Regions from separate parts of the Homo sapiens genome. Here region 2 is linked to region 1. A link is a contact called in ENCODE Hi-C or POLR2A ChIA-PET data. All regions are on one chromosome and are shown on one strand. The core of a region is the stretch at or near the end of the contact, and the rest is flanking DNA. Distances in the headings are between cores, read along the strand shown.

Evidence for each region. Hi-C counts contacts between places; a loop is a spot of excess contacts on that map. ChIA-PET counts read pairs that join two places held with the same protein, here RNA polymerase II (POLR2A). Pooled maps may share reads with other maps.
Region 2: a loop to region 1 is called in a pooled map, with 2.2 times the contacts of the local background. The contact joins two enhancer-like sites. A Hi-C loop is called at or near these places in 2 of 50 pooled maps. POLR2A ChIA-PET finds 5 or more read pairs at or near these places in 3 of 52 experiments (K562, Panc1 and activated naive CD4-positive, alpha-beta T cell).

The regions. Positions count from the first base shown.
Region 1 is chr15:78,485,638-78,489,872 of GRCh38, forward strand. IREB2 (iron responsive element binding protein 2) reads left to right here. Exons shown (of 22, transcript NM_004136.4): 13 at 68-203; 14 at 2,096-2,180; 15 at 2,543-2,699; 16 at 3,010-3,134. Among named protein-coding and RNA genes, the nearest start is that of HYKK, 20 kb to the right of the region's middle. Within about 2 kb of position 1,281, at least 2 of the 41 ENCODE cell types and tissues checked have a DNase peak (open chromatin) inside an H3K27ac peak, as active enhancers do.
Region 2 is chr15:78,878,648-78,883,077 of GRCh38, forward strand. It overlaps MORF4L1 (mortality factor 4 like 1), which reads left to right. Exons shown (of 12, transcript NM_006791.4): 3 at 1,865-1,932. Among named protein-coding and RNA genes, the nearest start is that of MORF4L1, 8.0 kb to the left of the region's middle. Within about 2 kb of position 1,669, at least 2 of the 41 ENCODE cell types and tissues checked have a DNase peak (open chromatin) inside an H3K27ac peak, as active enhancers do.

The DNA.
Region 1 (4,235 bases), core at 31-2,530:
ACTTTAATATGGGTGAGAGAGGGAAAGAAACATTGCCATAATAAATCATTGTTTGTTGGCTGTGCAGGTCTTTTGGCTAAAAAGGCTGTTGAAGCTGGTCTGCGTGTTAAACCTTATATAAGAACAAGTTTATCTCCAGGCAGTGGGATGGTTACACATTACCTCAGTTCAAGTGGAGTATTACCATATCTAAGTAAGCTTGGGTAAGTAACAGCTATCGCACTTCATATTGATATTGGTGTTCAGTAGGTACTGAAGCTGCTTGTTTGTGCCTTTCATATACAAAGAGAAGATAGAAAAAATATGCTTTAGTTTTACTTGCTACCTTGCCATTACCATACAATTTTTGATGCCTTATCACTCAGGAAACACTTATTGGGCATATCAAATGAGCAAAGCACCAGGTTGGATACACAGAAGTAGGAGATGTGGTCTTAGCTTCAAGATACTTAGTTGGGAAGACAAGACAAACAAGTACAACCAAATAACAGTTACAGTGTAAGAAACGATACCAAGTATGCACAATTTCTGTGAGTTGTGTAGGTCAGTTCAAAAAAGAAAGAAATCTTATAGTTTGCATTTATTAACTGAAAATTGTCTTAATTTTAGTTTTATGAGGTTATTGGGTCTATAATACATAAGTTTAAATTGTCCCTGAACTTTGGAGAAAGTAACTTATGTTTTTTGGGCTGGGCGCGGTGGCTCACGCCTGTAATCCCAGCACTTGGGGAGGCCGAGGCAGGCAAATCATGAGGCCAGGAGTTTGAGACCAGCCTGGCCAATATGGTGAAACCCCGTCTCCACAAAAAATACCAAAATTAGCCAGGCGTGGTGACGCACACCCATAGTCCCAGCTACTCAGGAGGCTGAGGCAGAAGAATTGCTTTAACCTGGGAAGCGGAGGTTGCAGTGAACCCAGATCGTGCCGCTGCACTCCAGCCTGGGCGACAGAGCGAGACTCCATCTCAAAAAGAAAAAAAAAAAAGTAACCTATGTTTTTTATGTAATCCAAAACAATTGATGCTAGTTGTGTGGGGATTTTTTGGTTTTGAGACAGTGTCTTGCTCTATTGCCCACACTGGAGTGCAGTGGTGCAATCACAGCTCATTGCAGCCTCGACCTCCTAGGCTCAATCAGTCTTCCTACCTCAGCCTCCTGAGTGGCTGGGACCGCAGGTGTGCACCACCACACCCAGCTAATTTTTATGTTTTTAGCAGAGACAGAGTTTCACTGTGTTGGCCAGGCTCGTCTCAAACTTGTTCCCTTAAGTGATCGGCTCGTCTTGGCCCCCGAAAGTGTTGGGATTACAGGCCTGAGCCACCACACCCAGCCTAGTTATATTTTCGGTGTGTATTTTGGAACATATGAGTCATCAATTCCATTGCAAAACTGATAAATTTTAGACTTTTTTGCTTTTAGAATAGCATCTGAAAGTAATTTAGAGGACTGTGCCTGTAATCTTTTGGTTATATTATCTTGGATTTATTGTCAGAGACTCTTCTTGGGTTTAACTGGTTGATAATTGAGAGATTACTCCTATCAGAGTGCCCAATTACAATCAATGCCTCTTTTGGGACCTTTGGTCAGGTTATTATAGCCAGGTCCTCTTTACATTTTAAACTCTTGGATGGAAGTACAGTATCAATTATTTTAAAAGGTCATGTTATATTCCTAGCAAGTAGTATTTGGGGGAATTCTCTTGTACAGTGATAAGTGCTATTAAGGCTCTTCAAAGGTTTGCATTCACCTTTGAGACCAGCCTGAGCATTTTTATTTTTTATTTTACAAAAAATAAAAAAATTAGCTGGGCCTGGTGGCGAGCGCCTGTGGCCCCAGCTACTTAGGAGGCCAAGGAGCAGGATTGCTTGAGCCCAGGAGGTTAAGGCTGCAGTGAGCTGGTTCAAATAGCATGCCTGAGAGTTAGACTTGATTGCTCAGAATCTTCTGAGGTGAATATATTGATGAAGGTTAATCCATGTGTCATGAATAGTCTTTTAAGTAATCTTATTACAGTGATAGAAATACAAGATAAGACTTGTCCTTTCTCTATAAATGTTGTGATGTGCTATTCAGTCACTTTTTTTTTGAAATGCAGATTTGAAATCGTTGGCTATGGATGTTCAATTTGTGTGGGAAATACAGCACCCTTATCAGACGCAGTTTTAAATGCAGTAAAACAGGTAAAATGTGTGGATTGGCAAGACATCTAAATGATTTTCTTAACTATGTTTTGTTACTAAATTATAGAAAATATATATTGATGTGTTTATATTTCTGTAAACTCTGCACCTCTTGGCAATAGTAACCTGTGAATCTTTAAATGATTCAATGAATCATTTGTAGATCCTTGAAATAATTCCTTCATAATACAAGGAATTGATTTAGTTTATTTGCAAGATGCATAGTTCTATATTTAAAAATTAGTAATATGTTTTTTGGTTAATCTCGCCCTCAGACTTTAAGATTGCTTATATATGATTATCCAGATTTGTACCATCTCTAGAATTGAATTTATTTGTTTGTGTGTTTGTGTTTTTTTCAGGGTGATTTGGTTACCTGTGGAATTTTATCTGGAAACAAAAATTTTGAAGGTCGTCTTTGTGATTGTGTTCGTGCCAATTATCTTGCCTCTCCACCCTTAGTGGTAGCTTATGCCATAGCAGGCACAGTGAATATAGATTTCCAGACAGAACCTTTAGGTATCTTTTCCTTTATGTATATGTATACCTACACATACTTTTCCCAATGGAAGTCGTTATATTTTTGAAATGTTTCTTAGACCATCTATTCTTTGAATTATTTCAGGAAGACGTATGATAATGTATAGTTATTAATTTCTGTGTTTATGTGAAGAAAATAAAATGTACAGGTAATTAGTTCTTCCAGCCGCTTAAGCCTGAAGCACCCTGTTGAATCATTTACTTGATTTCCATGATATGTCTTTGAAAAGGTATGAACATTTTCAGAGTTATTTTTTTACTGAGTATCATGTTCAAAAATTTTAACCAGGTACTGACCCCACCGGCAAGAACATTTACCTGCATGATATTTGGCCTAGTCGAGAAGAAGTTCATCGAGTAGAGGAAGAACATGTTATACTATCCATGTTTAAAGCATTAAAAGATAAAATAGAAGTAAGAGTCTTATGTGTTTCTTAAATAGTTTAATCAATTTGCAGTGTTCTTTTATTTCATATATCTTCTGAATAGAATAAAAATTAAAATTACATTATTTTGAATACAGTTTTTAATGTGTAATAGTAAGTTTGTATCTGGAATCTGTAGTTAAAAAGAAAATGGCGGCTGGGCACAGTGGCTCACGCCTGTAATCCCGACACTTTGGGAGGCTGAAGCAGGTTGATCACGTGAGGTCCGGAGCTCAAGACCAGCCTGACCAACATGGAGAAACCGCATCTCTACTAAAAATACAAAACAATTAGCCAGGCTTGGTGGCGCATGCCTGTAATCCCAGCTACTCAGGAGGCTGAGGCAGGAGAATCACTTGAACCTGGGAGGCGGAGGTTGCGGTGATCCGAGATCGCGCCACTGCACTCCAGCCTGGGCAACAAGAGTGCAACTCTGTCTCAAAAAAAAAAAAAAAAGAAAGAAAATGTCTTAGAGGATCAGAATTCATTAGTGTTGATTGGATGATCTGTGCAGCAAACCACCATGGCACACATTTACCTATGTAACAAACCTGCACATCCCGCATATGTACCCCAGAAGTTAAAATAACAGTTGAGGGGGGAAAAGAAAGAATTGATTAGGTGTTCAGAATACATCATTGAACAAAACACAAAATTCTCCTGGGGAGAGGCAAATAAGCTGTAAAGAGAATAATTAGCTAAATTATGCAATATTTATTATTTTTTATTATTTATTTTTTGGTGTTTTTTGGGAGATGGCACCCCACTCTGTCACCCAGGCTGGAGTGCAGTGGCCTGAAGCAGCTCACTGCAGCCTTAACCTCCTGGACTCAAGCAATCCTGCTCCTCAGCCTCCTGAGTAGCTGGGGCCACAGGCGCTCACCATCAGGCCCAGCTAATTTTTTATTTTTTGTAAAATAAAAAATAAAAAATGCTCAGGCTGGTCTCAAACTCCTGGACTCAAGTGATCCGCCCACCTCAGCCTCCCAAAGTGTTGGGTTTACAGGCGTGAGCCACTGTGCCTGGCCTAAGAAATGGTGAGATTTTTGGCTGTAGTTTGAAGGCGTTGATGTGGAACAAATACATTGAA
Region 2 (4,430 bases), core at 419-2,918, 390 kb after region 1:
ATATTAAAAATAAGTACATTTAACTGTTGATTGTTGATTTGTCTGGCAAAGTTTGTATTCTGGGAGGCCCCCTTTGTATCAGGGTGTGCTCAAGTTATAAAAACTGATTTTACATTTAGCTGAAGGTAAGCAGGAGAATGCATTCCAAAGTAAAAAAAAGTTTCAGTATTTTGTTTCTGATAACTTTTTTAGTACAAATATTTAAGACTTGACTATACCTTAAACAGTCGTAGCTCCAAAAATGAGCCCGTAAAATACAAAACAGTATAATGTTTAATTTATGTAATTTCTGCATAAATTCTTGGTGAGTAGTTTTATGCTATATGTGTCTGAAAATAGCCTTAAAGTGTCAGACATTTCTGACTAAATATTAGCCATTTTCACTACTTTTTTTTTTCCTGTGTTCTAAATACACAGAAGTGTATTTTTAAAGTTCTAAAGAGCCAAACGCGGTGGCACATGCATGTAGTTTCAGCTACTCAGAAGGCTGAGGCTAGAGGATTGCTTGAGCCCAGGAGTTCAAGGCCAGTTTGGGCAACCAAGCGAGACTCTCTCTCTCTTTATTTTTATGCTCCCCGCCCCGCCCCGCCCCCCAAGACAGTATTGCTCTGTCGCCCAGGCTGGAGTGCAGTGGTGCGATCTTGGCTCACTGTGACGTCCCCCTCCCGGGTTGAAGCAATTCTCCTGCCTCAGCCTCCCGAGTAGCTGGGATTACAGGCACCAGCCACCACACCTGGCTAATTTTTGTAGTTTTAGTAGAGACGGGGTTTCACCATGTTGACCAGGCTGGTCTTGAACTCCTGACCTCGTGATCCACCTGCCTCGGCCTCCCAAAGTGTTGGGATTAGAGGTGTGAGCCATTGCCCCTTGGGAGACTGTCTCTTAAAAAAGAAATCCTAAAATGACTGAATTTGGATGTATGGAGATGGTCAGGAATTTCTAAGTATATGTATACGTACATACATCTTAATGATATAATGTTTGTAAGTGCTAAATTACGACTCATGGCCAGGGGCTGTGACGTACAAGCCTGTAATCCCAGGGCTTTGGGGAGCCAAAGCAGGAGGATCACTTGAGGTCAGGAGTTTGAGATCAGTCTGGGCAAGATAGCAAGACTGTCTCTACCAAAAAAAAAAAAAAAAATTATGTCCTGTTAATCGTTTTTATCCCTGAATGTTGTTATTGTTGTATCAACGTTTGGCAAACTCTACTAAACTGGCTGATTTTTCTCCTGGCACCTGACACTCTGGTGAACAATTTTCGAATTGAAGCTATTGAAACAAATTAAACTGTTGTGGTTATTTTGGTTTTCTCTTAAAGACTTTTAAATCCAAAACCAGATAGTCATCACTTGTCATAGTTAATGACTTGCCTCTAGTAATTCCTTTTGTCTGGCTGCTTTTAAGAAAAGTGAAATATTTTTAATTCATTGCTTTACAAGTTGTTTAAACTAACTTTTCAGAAACAGGTCCATTTACTGCCTTTCATAAGCTAATGAAGTTTTTTTATAATATAGTTTAAAGACTTTGCTTTAGAGGAATTTGCTTTTGAAATAAATATAGCTCCTGGCTGATTAGACTGAGAAGACACAAGCATAGCTTTCATTAGCTGTCCTTGGATAGCTTTTGTAATCCATTGATTAAAGATTTAAGGTGACCTTTTATGCTTGTGGTTCTCAGCTTTGTTGGACCTTTTGTGACTAATCTTCAGTTTTGTAACTTGAGTATTCTACAAGCTTAGTGTTCTTAGTCATTCTGTTTAGGCCACCATAAAGCTTGTGTAGAGTGTCTTTGAAGGATGATTTGAAAAGGTAGTGTCTTTAAAAAATTTCTAAGTGAATTATTATTTTTTTTTTGAATTTCAGTGTGTAAAGGTTGCCATAAAGGACAAACAAGTGAAATACTTCATACATTACAGTGGTTGGAATAAAAAGTGAGTATTAGATCTTACAATTCTATTTGTAATTAACAAGATAGCTTGTGTCACTGACTGGCTTAGCAAGCATATGCTTTTCAATTCTGCAGTTTTAATGTAATATAGTACATATTGAAGCAAAGGTGAATCATTTGTAGTATGACAAAACTATTAGAAATTAGGGTACTGAGCCATTTTAATTTAAATATACTTGGATCTTGGGAATATTTGTTATGTTCTAGTGTAATATCTATTAGTCATATAGTCAATCAATTATTCTGGTTGAATGTGGCAATCACATTTTTCTGTTTTTTTTTTTTTCCTGGTTTTGGTACATTTTTAGGATGGCCTGAATTATTTGGCCTTACCACAAACATGTTGATTATATATGTTATTTCAAGCAGCTGTGCTAAAAAAAACTAGTTGGGTTTTCTGTCTAGAAAAGGGGAAAGGATAAAGGTTGCTTGATTGGGAAATAAAGACAGAATTTACCAGTCCATATTCTGAACTTTGGAAACATTATTTAGTGTTGACCGAAAATGACTTCATGTGACTCACTTTTTAGCATGGTTTAACACAGAAACATTCAATTATAGAGTCTTAATTTCTCACCCCTAAGAGTTAAGCCTTTTTTTTTTTTTTTTTTTGAGAGATGGAGTTTTGCTTTCGTTGCCCAGGCTGGAGTGTGCAATGGTGTGAGCTCGGCTCACTGCAACCTCCGCCTCAGGGGTTCAGGTGATTCTCCTGCCTCAGCCTCCTGAGTAGCTGGGATTACAGGCACCTGTCACCATGCCCAGCTAATTTTTTGTATTTTTAGTAGAGACGGAGTTTCACCACATTGGCCAGGCTGTCTTGAACTCTTGACCTCAGGTGATCCACCCGCCTCGGCCTCCCAAAGTGCTGGGATTACAGGTGTGAGCCACTGCCCGGCCTTTTTGTGTGTGTGTGTGTGTATGTAAAGTACCGATGTTATTGATCTTGTTCTAGGAATGGACAGTGGGTATAGATTGAACACATTCTAGAATGTCCATCCAGTGGAGCTGTTTTTCAGTGATGGGACTTTTCTCCTTGGGCCTCACAAATAACCCTGTCTAAAAATTTACCCAAGTCTCCTATTTGGTGATTGTAATGAAAAGACTTGTAATTTTTACTATGGGAGGTTTTACATTTTATTAATGATGCCTTGTCCTTCAAAGATAGCACTGCCATTGCTATTTAGTATTGTTCTTGTGGAATTGTCCTCTAGTAACTTAAGGCTTTGTGTCACCTGACTCAGGCTCTTTTACCTGGTTTACTATGGGATCAGTGCCATCTGATTTGATGAGTATTCTGTTACTATGGAAGGAGTTTATTTTTCCTGTGAAGTTCACTGGCCCTGTGACTTTGGTCTTGTTTCATCTAGTACTCTATCCAGGTGACCAACCCAGTTAATTTTATTTCTTTGTTAGGAAGTTGTTTTCACGTATCAGATGTTTTCAGCTGAGAATTTATCAGACCTTTTACTTCCATTAATATAAATGTGGAAAGGTAGAAATCTGAAATGCATAGAAGTGCATCCTGACAACTTGTGGGTATTTTTTTCCCAGTTAATGATAATTAAAGTATTTCTAATCAGTGAGGTGTGGTGGTGTGCACCTGTAGCTACTTGGAAGGCTGAGGCAGGAGGATTACTTGAGCCCAGGAGTTTGGGGCTGCAGTGAGCTATGATGTGCCACTGCACTCTAGCCTGAGTGACAGAGCAAGATCTGGACTCCTTTAAAAAGAAACAACAACATGTATTTCTAATAATGATAGGTAATATTTAATAATGATAGGTAACTCCAACCTCATGGACTTGTATTTTAAATATTGAGAAGTTGGGAAAATAATGGAGAAAACTGTCTTGGTAGAAGTAAACTGTGCTTTTAGTACTAAATGGATTCTAATATCTAGGAAACAGGAAAATAGTGACTCCTAGTGTATCTCATAGCTTTTTATTACTAAACAATGCCTTGCTAAAACTGCATTTCAATCTTTATTAGACTTATATTTTGTGTGTTGATATTCTGACAATATCCAGATAAAGTTGAGAGTGTTAGGAGAATTTCATTTCTCTACAGGAAAGATAACATCTTAATTTTATGCATACTATGAGTGGGAAAGACCATATAGGATATCAAAAAAAAACACAAAGCAAATTTATGGTTTAGGCTTAATCTCCTCCATCTCCTGCATTTTAAAGGAATTGTTTTAGAGCCAGTATGGTGGTGCCTATAGTTTTAGCTTCTTAGGGAGGCTGAGGTTGAGCCCAGGAGTTTGAGGCCAGCCTGGGCAACATAGGTAGACACCCCTCTTATAATTAAGCAAATAAAAATTTTAAAAAAGTGTTTGAGGCTGGGTGTAGTGGCTCATGCCTGTAATCTCAACACTTTGGGAGGCCAAAACGGTTGGATCATTTGAGGTCAGGAGTTCAAGTCCAGCCTGGCCAACATGGTGAAACCCCATCTCTACTAAAAATAAAAAAATTAGCCAGGTGT